2 separate regions of the Homo sapiens genome follow, and region 2 is linked to region 1. Evidence: chromatin loops called from intact Hi-C (ENCODE). Cell type or tissue: HepG2. All regions are shown on one strand. Links, peaks and the distances in the headings refer to the core of each region. The heading gives the core; the rest is flanking DNA.

What was found. Hi-C counts contacts between places; a loop is a spot of excess contacts. Peaks named below come from ENCODE experiments on the same cell type or tissue, not always from the same donor. Only the 100,000 strongest peaks of a DNase experiment are listed, where the experiment ranks them.
Region 2: it touches region 1 in a loop (12-fold over the local background); 1 of 110 quality-filtered maps calls a loop at or near these places.

The regions. Positions count from the first base shown.
Region 1 is chr12:70,599,753-70,608,094 of GRCh38, reverse strand. All of the region lies in intron 4 of PTPRB (protein tyrosine phosphatase receptor type B), which reads left to right. Among named protein-coding and RNA genes, the nearest start is that of PTPRB, 34 kb to the left of the region's middle. In HepG2, for the core only: no CTCF peak of the experiment used is centred there; no DNase peak of the experiment used is centred there.
Region 2 is chr12:70,543,889-70,552,230 of GRCh38, reverse strand. It overlaps PTPRB (protein tyrosine phosphatase receptor type B), which reads left to right. Exons shown (of 34, transcript NM_001109754.4): 22 at 7,568-7,674. The region is part of intron 6 of PTPRB-AS1 (PTPRB antisense RNA 1); the gene reads right to left. Among named protein-coding and RNA genes, the nearest start is that of PTPRB-AS1, 80 kb to the right of the region's middle. In HepG2, for the core only: no CTCF peak of the experiment used is centred there; DNase peaks (open chromatin) are centred at 890, 2,200 and 3,730.

The DNA of each region.
Region 1 (8,342 bases), core at 100-8,099:
TACAGTTCTTCAAAGAGGTGTGAGAACTTTCAGCTCTAAAGGCAGGTGCAGCAGTTTCAGAGAATTTAACTGGGCTCATGTAGTAAGTCAACTAGATATTATCTTTTTTTTTCAAAGAAAAAAATCAAAATGCCCAATTACATCACTTAACTTACTTCAGATGAAACTTTTAGATGATATCTGAGATTTGCAGCATCTTAAGTTGAAAAGAGAAATCGCTTGTTAAGAATCTGGTGGTTTCTCTGACTGGGCGCAGTGGCTCACACCTGTAATCGCAGCACTTTGGGAGGCTGAGGCAGGTGGATCATGAGGTCAGGAGTTCAAGACCACCTTGGTCAACATGGCAAAACCTCGTCTCTACTAAAAATAAAACAAATAAATAAATAAAAAATTCGCCTGGTGTGGTGGCGGGCGCCTGTAATCCCAGCTACTTGGGAGGCTGAGGCAGAGAATTGCTTGAGCCCAGGAGGCAGAGAAGCCAGATTGTGCCACTGCACTCCAGCCTGGGCAACAGAGGAGACTCTGTCTCAAAAAAAAAAAAAAAAAGAAAAGGAAAATGAATCTGGTGGTTTCTAATATGGAATCAGAGAGCCTGAAATAGACCACATAATTAGAACATTTTACAAAAGTTGAAAGGCTGGGTTTTTAGTCCAAATGTTGTTGGTTTCTTAATATTACAGGATAGTTCTTATAAATACTCATATTGCTAATACTGTGAAATACATAACATAGAACTTACAGATGTGTTAATTGTGTTTAGAAAGGCATCTGGCCAACTAGTGTATGTGTTCAGTGGAGCAGAGCAATTTGTAAAAGCAGGCTGAGCTTTCAGAAGTTTGTTGGAGAAAAGATTAAGACCTTTAAGAAGCCAGAATATGGTTGTTTAAACCAGAGGATTTACTTTTTGGAAAAACAGTAATGGAAAAGGACTTACTGTGGGTGTAATTAGTTAGAATAGGCTTTGAGTTTAATTATGCAAGTAGGTATTCAAGTCCAGAGGCATTTCTGAAATGTAAGAAATACTTGCATTTTATTGACCATGTTGAGTGAAACAAGACTTCATCAGCATCCACAATGTGCTAGCATTCAGGGTTCTCACCATTTTTCTTAAAGAGACACACTTTACTTGTCTACAAATATTATGAGCTGCATGATAAATGTGAAGCATGAAAGTTGCAGGTGGTATTTGCATAATGATAAATTTCCCACATGTATTTGTATGATGGTTGTTTAGATTTAAATTACTTTTTTAAATAAGATATTTTAAAAATTGTTTCAGGGAGGAATTTTTTAGTCGGTTGTTATTTATTTGTCAGTAGTTCTTTCTACATTTTAAGGACATATGTGAATTGTTCACTTAGTTAATACAAAGTACTAGTATTCCCCTATGTTAATTGCTGAGCTATAGAGATGAGATGCATAAATCATATTTTACTGTTATTAAAGCAATGCCAACTAGTATAATATTCAAACTCAGACAAACTTCAAACAAAAAAGTAATTGAAAATATCTGTGCTTTCTTTATTCTATTATGCCTGTCTTATCAGTCTAAAACAAAATAGAATGAGAGCAAGACATGATTTGGATAGAAATATAGTTGTTGCTTAGATGATCTCTATATCATTCCAAATGTGACTGGCCTGATTATTTTTCCTGATAAACTGTCTAAAATAGCTCATTATTTTCATGTCATATAGACACGACCTTAAGGATAAAAAAATTGAATTAAATGGGCAATATTTCAGCAATAGTCATTTTCCATTCCAGATTTAAAATCAGAATCGAAGAACATAATGGATTTAAACCCAGTTCAGTGCACATGTATCAAACATAATACTGTTGGGAACTATGCCAGGTAGTGATTAGTAAGCTTATAAAGATGACTAACAAAAAGTGGTTCCTGACCTTGTTGTCTCGTGCAGAGGTGAGAGACGGTTATGATGAAAGTGGCAACAGAGCTTTATCTCATCTTTTCTGGATGAGGACTTTACTCTGCCTCATGTATGCCATGCTTTCATAACCATAGAGGACAAGATATTTGGCAATTCTCAGGTTTACTTGGTCATTAAACGGTCAACGCAACAAGAATATCCTTTGAAAGCCAAAGTATTTAGTGTGAACTCACCAGAAATCAGACAATGAACATACCAGATATGGAATAAGTTGGCATTTTTTTTTCACTTCTTGTAGAGCTCTTCTTAAACTTGGCACTTTTGAAGACTGTACTCAGAGTCTAGAGCAGAGGTTGCAAACTGGTAGCCTCTAGAGATAGCTAGGTGTCTAAATAATAACTATGTTGTGTTTGGCTCATGTAGTGTTTGTGAAAACATCCAGATCATTTCACCAGCATTAAAAATCAAAAATTCACATTAAAACCCAAATGTATGGATTCTCTTAAAATTTTGGAAGATTTGGCAAAACTGTGCCTAAAACTCTCTAGAGCTGACTTGTGTCTTCTCCTTTTAGATACCAACTCACTGGAATACCACTTCATTCATTTCCTTACCTGAATGCATTCTAAAGACATTTGAATTTGTGACTTCTACTTTGTGGTTTTCATTTGAAAATTTTAGGGAGCATTTATTTGTCTGGCAATAAGAAGTAGGTTTTCAGTACTTAAATGGCATCTAATACATGGTAGGTGTTCCGTAAATACTGATTAAATGGATGGATAGATGGATGAATGGAAAGATGGATGAATGGTGGATCTGGGCACGGATGATGAGTAGAAGAGATAGATAGACCAATATATAGATACAGATAAGCATGTAGATGTGAATGAATGAAATTAATATTTTAGTGAGAGAATGTACATATACTAAAAATATATTCTATTCTCATTGGATTATGGGTAGATTACAGAGCCCAGGGAAGAGTTGTAGTGGTAGATAACTTTACCTGTAGAAATAATATTTTAAAAGCATTTTCCCTCTTGTTAAGTCAGTTTCAGCTACTTATTAGTCAGCCTAGAAAAATAAAAAACAAAACCTCTCAAATGATTTTAATTATTTTAATATGGCTAACTTGTCTTTAATAAAAAACATTTTAGGAACGTTAATTGTTGAATCACCATATCAGCTATTATTTCCACTTCTTATTGTATTGGTTTACTAGGAGTGTCTTAACAAAATACCCCTGACTCTAGGTGGCTTAAACAACAGAAATTTATTTTCTCACAATCCTGGAGGCTAGAAGTCCAAGGCGAAGGTGTCTGCAGGTTTAGTTTCTTCTGAGGCCTCTCCTTGGCCTGCAAATGGCACCTTTTTGCATGTCCTCATATAGTGGTACCTCTGTTTCTGTTGTCTGTCTGTTAATGTCTTCTCATAAGAACACCAGTCATATTGGCTTAGGGCCCGCTCTAATGGCCCCATTTTAACTTAATCACCTCTTTAAAGGCCGTATCTCCACATACTGAGGTACTGGGGTTTAGGGTTTCAACATATAAATTTGGTGGGGACACAATTCATCCCCTAATACTTCTATAGTTTTAAACATAAGCCATCATTTCTTAATATCTGTAGGTTACCTGCATCGAAATATCTTGCAGAGCTGGTTATGAAAACATATTCTTGGTTTCTACCCCACATGGAAAGAATTAGAATTTAGAAGGAATAGAGCTGAGGGAATCTGCATTTTAAACAAATATCAGAGTGAATCGATGCACACAAGTTTAAGAACTATTGACATAATTTTTCTATTATTTGTTGGCATTAAGATTTTGATACAATTCTTCTTAATGCATGATCAAATCTATAATGCCTAGGAGTATTTATTATCTTTCCCAGGAAGAGAAGAGTACTCTAGTATTTGTTTTGTGCTTCTTTAAAATTTTATTTTATTTTTTTAATTTTTTTCAGACAGGATCTTGCTCTGTTACCCAGGCTGGAGTGCAGTGGCACAATCACAGCTCACTGCAGCCTTGACCTCCCAGGCTCAGGCAATTCTCCTGCCTCAGCCTCCTGAGTGGCTGGGACTACAGGTACCCAATACCACACCCAGCTAGTTTTTTAAATTATTTGTAGAGATGGGGTCTCCCTATGTTGCTCAGGCTGGTTTTGAGCCTCTGTGGCCAGCCTGTTTTGTGCTTTTATAGCATATAAAAGACTACCACATATTATGTTTAATTGGTAACAGTATGAAATACATATTATACTGACCATCTATAGCCTAATTTTATTCTCATGGCAACCCTGTGGAGGGGGTATTGTGAAAGGGCAGTTTGCATAGAGACTAAGAGTTGAGTTTTGAAGGTAGACTGCCTCTACCGCTTACTAGCCACGTTATTTTGGGCAAGTTATTTAACACTTCCAGGTCTGTTTCCAAACCTACAAAATGGGGATAGTATAACAATAACTCATGGGGTTGTTATGAGGTTTTCATTGGTTCATACATCAAATCTAGAAAAGCTTTTGTCACATATGAAGTGTGTAGTGAGTTTCCTATTATTACTTCCAGGTTGGAGATGAGATTGGTCTTCATAAGAATTAACTGACAATGTTTACGAATTCACACAGCTAACATACAATAGAGTCAGAACTTGAACTCTGGTTTACTGGCTCCAACTCCAGTATTCTTTCCACTACTCTGCGAAAAGTATATTATTTTTAAGTTGGCATTAGCTTTTTCAAATTACCACGTGTTATTTTATTATTTTTCAAAGTCAAGTCCTTTTAAAGAGGACCAAATATCTTATAAAATCTTTTAAATATATATATACTTAGCATACACAAAAATAGAATAATGGTTAAATATGTTTTAGTGTGAAGCAATTGCGAGTCACTATTGATCTCTGATTGTGTTGAACTTTTGGTGATGACTTCAGTATTTTGTAATCAGCCATTTACAGTTCATTTATTTCAGGAATTTTAAGGTCAAGCTGAGCTACCTATATGGAATGAACCAGCCCAGTTCTCTGAAATTGGTCTTCCTTTATGTGCCTAGAAATATTTCTCTATTAGTCTGACTTCTGTTGGTAGGCATGGCACTTTACACATTAGCTAGGAAGAAATAAAATCTAATTTGTCTGGACAGAATGAAAAAAACAAACAAAAAAAAAACAAAGGAAAACTGTTTGCCTTCCATTCCTAGATGCCAGTTTGCTGGAATCCCCCTGGGAATAAAAGATAATATTAGATTTTTCTGACCTGGTAGGAGAAACAAATCCCATTCTATATGTATGAATGTGTATAAATTAAGATGCATATACCCCTAAACATATAATATGAAACTAAAATGAACACAGTAAGTATATATCTAGGTTTGCAGGGATTTTTGTTTTTGATATTGTGTTTTCTTCCTTTTATATGGAAAAACTCAGTACCTAAAAGGGTAAAAAAGGATAGTATAATGAACTACCATGTACTCATCACCTTCCTTCAATAATTACCAATTTATGGCCAACCTTGTTTCATCTATATCCCCACCCACTCCCCCACTGCACATCATTTTGATACAATCCAAGTCGTGATTATTTCATTTCACTTGTAAATATTTCAGTCTACATCTCTGAGTAATAACCACAATATAATTATCACATCTAACATTAACAATAATGCCTTAATGCCTAGATGTCCAGGTTTAGAAGTACATATCAAGTGACAGCTCATGAATTTCTACATAAGAAGGCTTTTGGACAGCAATCTGATTAGAAGAGGGGTCCAGGGGACTTCTCTGTATATTGCATTTATACAGCATTTTAGATAATATTGAAAAAGCCTCAGTTATTGATATTAAATAATTGGGCTGGAACTACTGAAGAATATCATGGGGATGAGGGTGCATTAGTCTTGTTAAGTTGTCTGGGTGCCCTCAGTGCTGACATGGTTCTCTAATATTCACTAAAAGTGAGCTTCTAATTTTAGATCTAGTGTATACAGATGTTACATTAAATGCACAGCAACCTGATGTATTAGCATAATTTAATGCATCATCTTTAAAGTAAGCCAGAAAACTGACTATTGTCAAACAGCAATAATAACAAAGTAAAAGAAATTATCTCTCAGCTAGATGCGGTGGCTCACGCCTGTAATCCCAGCACTTTGGGAGGCCGAGGTGGGCAGATCACAACATCAGGAGATCAAGACCATCCTGGCTAACACGGTGAAACCCCGTCTCTACTAAAAATACAAAAAAAAAACTTAGCCGGGCGTGGTGGCGGGCGCCTGTAGTCCCAGCTACTCGGGAGGCTGAGGCAGGGGAATGGCAGGACCTGGGAGGCGGAGCTTGCAGTGAGCCAAGATCATGCCACTGCACTCCAGCCTGGGTGACAGAGTGAGACTCCATCTCAAAAAAAAAAAAAAAAAAAGAAAAAAGAAAAAAAGAAATTACCTCTCTAGAAATGTATTTAATTAACTGGAGGTTGTGCACAATTCTTTTCCGTTTTGTTTTTCTTCTCATTTTCAAAAACCTGCACCAAAGGATGGTTTGGTTTTTTGCCCCATCCCACCCTGATTTTTACAAGTAATCCTCCAATTATTTCATATGAATAGTGGATGTTTACTCCATTTTACATAAAATGCTACATAAATGCAGTTCCAATCAAGTCTCCTCACCACTCTGCTTGTTACTAGATTGGTATCCCAATTTCTGTAAAGATGCTGTTGTTTGGTTGGGAGGCAGGGATAAAATCCAGTTTGAGAAGAACTCAAGTGCCTAGAAAGAAACTTAGACTTTATCCTGAAATAGAAACTCATGAAAAGTTTTTGATGCTTCAAGGGGAATGAAGATGACAGATGGGGCAGATGTACAAAGAGATTATTTGGCAATCATGGAGGAAAGACGGAAAATAAGGAAGAGGCGGGGCGTGGTGGTTCGCATGCAATCCCAGCACTTTGGGAGGCTAAGGTGGGAGGATCATGTGAGCTCAGGAGTTTGAGACCAGCTGGGGCAACATGGCGAAACCCTATCTCTACAAAATAATACAAAAATTAGGCTGGGCACGCTAGCTCATGCTTGTAATCCCAGCACTTTGGGAGTCCAAGGCGGGTGGATCACGAGGTCAGGAGTTCGAGACCAGCCTGGCCAACACAATGAAACCCTATCTCTACTAAAAATATAAAAATTAGCTGGGCGTGGTGGCAGGCGCCTGTAATCCCAGCTACTCAGGAGGCTGAGGCAGGAGAATCGCTTGAACCCAGGAGGCGGAGGTTGCAGTGAGCCGAGATCATGCCACTGCACTCCAGCCTCAGCGACAGAGCTAGACTCCATCTCAAAAAAAAAAGAAAATACAAAAATTAGCTGGGCATGGTGGTGTGCACCTGTGGTCCTGGCTACTCATGAGGCTGAGGTGGGAGAATCACTTGAGCCCAGGAGGTTGAGACTGCAGTGAGCCATGATCACGTCACTGGACTCCAGCCCGGGTGACAGAGCAAGGCCCTGTCTCAAAAGAAAATAAGGAAGACACTTAGAAGGCTTTCAAAGTAATCCAACACAAAATGAAGGGACTCCAGGTAAAGGCAATAAAATAAGGAAAAAAGGGAACAGGCAAGAAAAATATTATTTTCGAAAAGGGAACTTTCATGCTCACAGAATTAGATTTAGCTGTTACTACTGTTGTTACTCATTTTGACTATGCTACAGTAGCAAACCAACATCTGAAAAATTCTATAAATATGCCTATCATTTTCCGTAGACATCTATTTTTATTTTTTGTCATTACACTGAATATGCAATTCATGACATCATTTCCCACACTAGGACAGCTAAGGTGTGATAGAGAGAAAACAGGATTTAGAGACAGGTATTGGAAGCTCAACTTTACTACCTGTTCCTATACAACACGAGTGAGTCATTTAATGTCTCTGAGCCCCTATTCCAACTGAGAAAGCATGTTGTAGATTATCAGGTCCTATACAGATGTAATGTGGTGCTGTCGTGCCTTTAAGAAAAGCTTTTGGCACCAACTCATGGATTGGCTGCCCTTTTTGTTATAAGGTTGAATTTATTTCTATAGCAAATACAATCACTTCTAATTCTAAAGAGTCTAGACATTTCTATATCAATAAATACTAATGTTTTAATGACCATGCTGTCACAAAAACAATTAAGAAGCAAATATCATTTGTGCTATAAATATAGCTTTCTTTCTCTTTCTAAATAACATTAAAAAAAAAAAAAAAACAGGGTCTTTCTATGTTGCCCAGGCTGAAGTGCAGTAGCTATTCACAGGCACTATTATGATGCACTATAGCCTCCAATACCTGGACCCAAGCAACCCTCCTGCCTCAGCCTCCTGAGTAACTGGAACTAAGGGCACACATCATCACACTTGGCTTCCTAAGTCACATTTAAAAAAAAGAAAAGGAAAAAAGAATTCATTTTGGTTCAGGAATTTTGCCATACTT
Region 2 (8,342 bases), core at 233-8,232, 56 kb after region 1:
ATTACAGGTGTGAGCCACCATGCCTGGCCCTTCTACAACTTTCTAAATATGAGTCCAATACTTTACTTTGCTCATTATTGTAAAAATTTCCAAATAAAATGACTGAGTTTAGGGAGATCCAAAAACAATATGAAGTTATATCTTCTACTTATAATGTGAACTGAAATTATACTCACTTATTTACCTTCTAAGGCATCTAAAGATGGAAGCGCTCTTTGCTCCAGACAGAACTCTGGAAGGCAAAGACCCCTGAATGAATGGGAACACCCTTTTTTCCCCATGGAGATGACTAATGAAAAGGAGCAGCTGTCTGGCTTTGGCTCCAGGAAACATCACTGCAGTCACTAGGCCCTTCGGCCCTAGGAATTGGCAGTGCTCTTGTTCTGCACTGTGTTTTCAGAAAGCAGGTACAAGCAGAAGTATATAGCATCCCAATCAGCATCCTCAAGAGAAAGGGAACCTAGGCTACCATCTTGGATATAGAGCTACTGACATCCAACATTATTACTTCTGCAGAGGATGTACCTTCTCTGTTGGGTGTTGGAAGAGCTGATACCTAACCAATATGGCAGTAAATTAGGTTTTCCATGGGCCAGTGTTCGTTCTGCTTTGTTGATGCTGAGGTCTTATTGGTTCTCACATATTTGAAGTATCACTCCTAGGTCTCAGTAGAAAAAAAAACTCTCCTGCCACTTCCAAAAGGAGACTATGACGTACTGTTACACCCAAGAGAGTTCTTAGCCCCTCCCTCACATCAAAAAAGTCAGACAGATGTTTTTCCTAAAACAAAGCACTCATTTTTGGCAGGAACTCTGTAAAGCTACCTTTACCCAGGACTCACCAGACAGTTACTGTTACCTCCCAGGCAAGGTCAGCACCTCCAGATTAAACAAACACAAACTTTTTAGTCATACTTACTTCAAAAAGAGACCATACAAGCCTACCTAAAGGAAACAAGATTTCAGAAGAACAAGGGAGAAACATGAAAGATCAGAAAACCAGGATTTATCAGTTCCTGTAAGAATCAAGAGATGCGGCTGGGCGTGGAGGCTCACGCCTGTAATCCCAGCACTTTGGGAGGCCGAGGTGGGCGAATCACTTGAGGTCAGGAGTTCAAGACTAGCCTGGCCAACATGGTAAAACTCCGTCTCTACTAAAAACACAAAAGTTGGCCAGGCACGGTGGTGCACGCCTGTAATCCCAGCTACTTGGGAAGCTGAGGCAGGAGAATTGCTTGAACCCTAGAGGTGGAGGTTGCAGTAAGCTGAGATCATGCCACTGTACTCCAGCCTGGGCGACAGAGCAAGACTCCATCTAAAAAATAAAAAAGAAAAAAAAAAAGATTCAAGAGATTCCTCAGCTCCTTGGTTACCTGGGCTCAAGGAAACTCAAGCAAAAGTCACCTAAGGGCTATTTTCTTTTTGAGTTGGAAAACTGAAGCTGATTTAGTTTGTTTACTTATGGAAAGGGGAGGGGTGAAGATAACTCATTACTAAATTTCAAAGAGAGTAAGAAGCTATAAAAAATTTGTGTCTGGACCAGAGCCCACCAATCTCCCAGCACCCATAGTAACTGCGGAGGTCTTTGGAAGAGCCCCTGCATTTGAGTTCCAGCTCTGCCACTTTTTAACTGTGTAAGCAGCATTTCAATTCTCTAATCCTCATCTTCCTCACCTGCAAAGCTCCATAAGGTTGTCCTAAGTAGTAGTCCTGAGTATGTGACAGATCAAACCTAGTCATGTCCCTTCTAAATTAAGGTTTCCCCATAGTTCCCATTCACTTACCAGAGCAAGAGCAGATTCCAGTACAGGGCACACTGAGCCCTGCTTTCTCCCGCCTGCCTCACCAGCCTTGTCTCCAATCGTATTTGCTCCAAGTACCCACTGCTCTCTTGCTACTCCTCACTCCTCAGAGTTCCTGAATGTGACATGGTTCTTTTATACGCCTGAGCCTTTGCATAATCTTTTCACTCTCAGATGCGTTCCGCTCTTATCTGGCTGGCGAATTCTCTGTACACTTCAAAAGCCAGCTCAACCCTCAACCACCCACACTATCCTGTCAGCCCACAGCTGGGCAGTTGGGTGCTCCATCAGCCCCATGTCCACGTCCCCATCACCGTCTGCCTACATTCCTCTAATCCTACATTTACAGTGGCTTTTAACCCTTTATCGAATTACCTGCCCTCTTTACTAGACTGCAAGAACTCACAGTCCAACAGGGGAGACAGATGTGTCATTGGTTACAAAACAATATGGCAAGTTCCTGGCACAAAGGATGTGCTTGTGAAATGTTTATGAACAAATACGGGAATGAGCCAAGATGCTCTAAGGATGTAACACATTCGTGTTATGGCTTCATCATCTCTGTGTACATATTTGTTTTTCAGAACACACCTTTCCTATATTTCTCCAATATATATGTTTACTTCAGTCCTGTTAAAAGCATGCCAGACAGATAATGCTTGATGAGAGGAGGTGTCGTCTCCCAAAGCACATCAGAGAACCACATGCAAATCAGCCTCTTGCGTGGTGGCTGCTGAACTCAGTCCAGTCAGAATTCTGCCTGTCTCAAGACAGTCATTACCACAGTGACCCTCCTTGTTGTTAGGCATCCTTTTTTCCAAAGCGAATAGGTGGACAGGAAATAGCACGGTAAAAGAATAATTAGGATTGAGAAATGGGAAATGCTAGGTTTAGCTGATACGCAAGTTTATTATGTCAACAGATATAATGTGTTTCATTCATTGTTGGGTTCCTATGATTCATATGTTTTATTCCATTGTTCCATATGGAAAGAGAAAGGGCAGATCATTATGGTGAGAGAGAGTTGGAAGGTTAGGAAAGTGCTGGTCTGGTTTTGTTTTTATTCTAAATAGAAGAGCAGTGTGACCATAGTAAGGTGGTCAGCTTCTCCTGACCTCGTTTTCTTCAAAGGAAGGAAATTGAACCACATGATCTCTAACTTTCTGCTATAGAATTCTGATTCTGGACACATTTAAAGTGGAAAAAAATCTATCAGATATTTGTTCATTAAAAATAGTGTCTTGTTATTGTGTCATATTCATAATTATCTTTCTATAATATATTCAGCACATTTTATTGCCTTATCTGGCAATACGTGTTGTTGGGTGATAGATAAATAAGGTGGAGCCACTGCCTTCAAGAAGCTTACAATGTGGAGACAGAAAGAAGCCACATCTGCAAAATAGAGGCAGAAATGTTGAAGGACATAAGGAATAAAGGAAAATAAATTCTGTGAAGGTTCAGAAGGCTTCTCAAAGGATGTATTAAAACACAGGAATTAAAACATAGGAAAGGATTTAGAAATACCCAGATAGGGACAGAAGGAGATTCAATGTGGAATGAATAGTGGGAGTCAAAGCGTGGAGGTTTAAATACACAAATTGTTTAGAGAAGAACAAACAGTCCAGTTTCAAACAGAGGGTGAATAAAAAGGAGTAGACTGGGATGATAGGACGAGAGAGGACTGTGGGTGGGTGCTAAGTGCTGGGCTGGGGAAAGTAGTTGTGATATTCATTTTTGGAAAAGTTTTAAGGGAAGAGTGCCTGATAACCCATTAATTTTAAGCTGAACCTATACTAGGTAATTATCTCCTTCCTAAAGGTCCTTTTTATCTGCATTCATTCAGTACTTTGTGTTTACACTTGTGGTTTCAGAGCAGACCATGTCAAGGTTGTTATAGCCAATGCTTTTATTTTACAGATGAGTCATAAAGAACTTTAGGGACCATTCAAGTAGCCAGCAATGGAGTAAGAGTGAGAACTAGACTTCAGATCCTCTTGTTCCTAGCCCAGGCTTTTTTCATCCTTCCTACAAAAGTCATGGCGTGTGTGTGTGTGTGTGTGTGTGTGTGTGTGTGTGTGTGAGAGAGAGAGAGAGAGAGAGAGAGAGAGTCTTGCTGTGTTGCCCAGGCTGGAGTGCAGTGGTGTGATCTCAGCTCACTGCAACCTCCACTTTTTAGATTCAAGCAATTCTCATGCCTCAGCCTCCCAAGTAGCTGGGACTACAGGCACGCATCACACGGGCCTGGCTAATTTTTGTATTTTTAATAGAGATGGGGTTTCACCGTGTTGGCCAGGCTGGCCTCAAATTCTTGGCCTCATGTGATCTGCCTGCCTTGGCCTCCCAAATTGCTGGAATTACAGGCATGAGCCACTGTGCCCAGCCAGAAGTCATTGCTTTTAACCAAAAATTAAGCCATGAGGAAATAAGAAAAGAGATCTGCACTAGGAGCCAGAAATATGAAGTTCAGTTTTCGTTCATATCTTTCTGTGTGATCTTCGAGAAGACATGGACTCTCTCCTAGCTTCAGGTTCCAAACCTCTGAAGTAATATAATAAACTTCTTTATTATATTGGAGAGGTTGAACATGATCAAACAGAAACATGTTTGAAAAAGTCCTTATGGCTGGGCGCGATGGCTCACACTTGTAATCCGAGCACTTTGGGAGGCCAAGACAGGCAGATAGCTTGAGCCCAGGAGTTCAAGACTAGCCTGGGCAACATGGCAAAACCCCATCTGTAATAAAAATACAAAAATTAGCTGGCCATGGTAGTGTGCACTTGTAATCCCAGCTACTCAGGAGGCTGGGGTTGGAGGATCACTTGAGCTTGGGAGGTGGAGGTTGCAGTGTGCATTCCAACCTGGTGACAGAGCAAGACCCTGTCTCAAAAAAAAAAAAAAAAAAAAGGAAGGAAAGAAAAGAAAGAAAAAGAAAAAAAGTATTTCCACACTTATAAATAAGAAACTCTTATCAGAGAGACACTGAATTTCCAAATGTATAATAAATTAGCAACATATTTGCCAAGGCATTGGTGTTATGGTGGTTAGCATAGCTGCCTTCCAAAATTAGCAAAACACACCAACTCCTCACCTTCCCCTTTAATGTGTGGTGACTACTTGTTTCCCTTTGTGGACCTTTCTCAATATACTTCCATTAACAGGCTGTTATTCCTGGAAGAACACCTTTTGACTTGGAATGGATCTTTTGGAGATGGAAGTTATAGATGTGATTTATCAATATCATCTTGATGTTCATTTTACAGGATTACACTCGGATCTGGGCATAAGTCAGAAGAAGCGGGAGCAGGGTCAGAACAATTTGCCCTGGCCTAGTACCGCTTCAGCATTATCACAGGACATGCCCAGATACCTTTGGGTTCAAGAAATATAGATTTTAAAAAAACAAAAACAAAAAAAAAAAGGAGTACTTCTCGTCACTTTCATAGAATTGAAATTAACACTAGCAAAAGTTTTCCCACATAAACCAAGCCTAATACTCCATCAGTTCAATTAGAGAATCTTCACAGTAGGAGGGACTTAAGAAGTCACCCAAGCCAATCTTTAACTTAGAGCAGCGATGCCCTCCTCCAGCTTCCCTGGGACTGCTTCTCCTCCAGCCTCCCTGGGACTGCTTCTCCTCCAGCCTCTACTAGAATCCCACTCCCATCTTCCAACCCCCAGTGACTGGGAGCTCTCAACCTAGGAGGCAGCTCATATTCTAATGTTAGAAAACAGCTTAATGTTCCTAAACTCCTCCTTCCTTATAAATTCAGCCTACAGAGCCTAATTCTTCCTTCAAGAAGAAAAATAATCATGTTGTTTTCCTCTTCTACATGGCAGTCTTCCTTAAATCTGAAGCTAACTATATTATGTCCCTTGAAGTCTTCTCTATCATTGTTCAGGTCAGTCACTCAAATGATCTCTAATTCATCCTAAAATATGCCCCCAGAAATTGAGTGCAGCTCTCCAGACTGGGCTGACTTATGCAGAGAGCATGAAACTTAGGTCCTATGATAGGGATCACAGGCTTCTCATTCAAGCAGAGGTTACAAATCTGTGTGTTTGTAGCTGCATCTTGCTTGTTTATTGAATTTAGGACCAGCTGATTTTCAGGCACTATCCCACATGGACATGTGGACAGCCACCTCAGCAACTCTCCTGCTCAGGTGACTGGAATAATGCCAGTGTCAGCTGGATAGTTGTAAATCAATGCCTCACTGTCCCTCTAAATCGAGTATATCCCAAGCAAAGCATATCCTCCTTCACCAGTCTGTCATTTTTTTTTTTTTTTTTGAGGTGGAGTCCTGCTTTGTCACCCAGGCTGGAGTGCAGTGGCATGATCTTGGCTCACTGCAGCCTCCACCTCCCATGTTCAAGTGATTCTCCTGCCTCAGCCTCCCAAGTAGCCAGGATTACAGGTGCCCGCCACCATGCCTGGCTAATTTTTGTATTTTTAGTAGAGACGGGGTTTTGCCACGTTGGCCAGGCTGATCTCGAACTCCTGACCTCAGGTGATCTGCCTGCCTTGGCCTCCCAAAGTGCTGGGATTACAGGCGTGAGCCACCGCTCCCAGCCTGTCTCCTTATTTCTATCAATGATCCCACTGTTCTCTTGAGTGACATGAGCTCAAGTCTTAGGCCATCCTTGATTCTCCCCTGCTTCTCTTCAGTCTGGGCCCCATCTAGTTCCTCCTCTCAGTGCCTTTCACAGTCTTCTTTCCATTCTCATTGCCAGGGCTCCTGGCCAGGGCCCTGTGTCCTTGGCCTGACTATCCCAGCAGTCTCTTCATTGAGCTCTCTGCTCCAGCCACCTCACCTCCTATGCCCACACACACTGTTTCCTCCATATTCTACCATTCCTCATTTGCCATTGTATATATGCTTTCTTATTTTGCTATTTGCCTGATTCCTTTGTATTTTGTCTTTCAAGTTTCCAAGACTAGTGACCATACATCTCTTTTTAACTTCAGCAATTTATAAAGCAGTGCTTTAACAAATATTTCCTGTTGACAATAAATATGATATTAGAATATTTTTAGATAAAATGATCTTTAGAAAATAGTGCCAAAAGATATGTAAGTTAAAATAACAACAACAATAATATTGATATTTGGGCCACTTGACTTCTCTAATGGGCATCTCGGAATTACTTCCTCCACAACTGATCTGTCTGGATCTTCCCAAACCCCCCAGTCTACTTCTCAATAGTTTTCCCTCATGTTAGTAGGTGACACCTCCATTCTTCCAGTTGTTCCCCATCCAGAACATGTGGAATCATCCATACTCTATATTCATCAGCAAATCTTTTAGTTCTTCCTTTGATATATCCAACACTTCTCACTCACTGCCTTCATCACTACCATTCTGAATGAAGCAGTCCCACATGCTTTATTCCCATTGCTTTCCATCTTCCTTACCCTGCTCTTTTCTTTTTCATAGCACACATCTCATCTGATTTATTATATTTGTGTGTTTATTGTCTGACTTCCTCCATGAGAATGTAACCTCTGGAATGGCAGGGACTTTGTTTTGTTCCTTGCAAAGTCCCAGCTACTAGAACAGTGATTGGCGTGTGGCAGGGGCTCAATAAATATTTATGAATAAATTGATGAATGAATGCATGAACCCAGGTCTATCCGATTCCATAACTCATATTCTACCCTGCTACCCACTGACCAGGAACCCGCCCTATTTCTCCTTGAACACATTTTTCAGCTACTGTGTTCAACAACTAATTTATATTTAAATAAATCGGTTTTCTTTTCAGAATCAGCATTCGAGCTTTTACACAGCTCTTTGATGAGGACCTGAAGGAATTCACAAAGCCACTCTATTCAGACACATTTTTTTCTTTACCCATCACTACTGAATCAGGTAAGGCTAACCTTTACATCATGTTCTACCAACTGCCATGTCACCTACAAGAGCCTCTAATGGGGAGATATTGGCTGATGGTGGGGGGAACATTTATTTTCATTTGGAACTTAATCTTTATGTGACCAAAAATTGATGTGGATCAAAGGGATTGTACAACCTCTCTAGAAGAATGGATTGAAAGGGGGTTAATCTAAAAAGAAGGTGGAAGTACAGTATTTTTTTCTATTAAAAATGAATTATTTTCTAAATAGTGAGTGAAAACCATTAAAATCAAGAGTTTTCACAGGCCAAAATATAAGTTACTACAAAACACTTTCAGTTAAAAGTGAGAATGTATATATGCATATACACAGAAATGCTCAGGAAAAAAAGACTAAAAGAAAAAAACACCAAAGTATTAATGATGTGTATCTCAAAGTAATGGAAATACAGGTGATTTTTCTTCCTTTTGCTTATTATGTGTTGACTTTGTAGTACTAAAAACCATTAATATAAAAGACTGTGCATAACAATTTCTGAAAGAGACTTCTCTAGTGTGTTAGAGGGAAAGCCTGAGTAATAATAGTGGCTAGTATTTACTGTTCACCTTCTCTATGGAGACATAGTTTTAAGCATTTTACATGGGATAACTTGTCCAATTCTCATGACAGTCTTTTGAGCTAGAT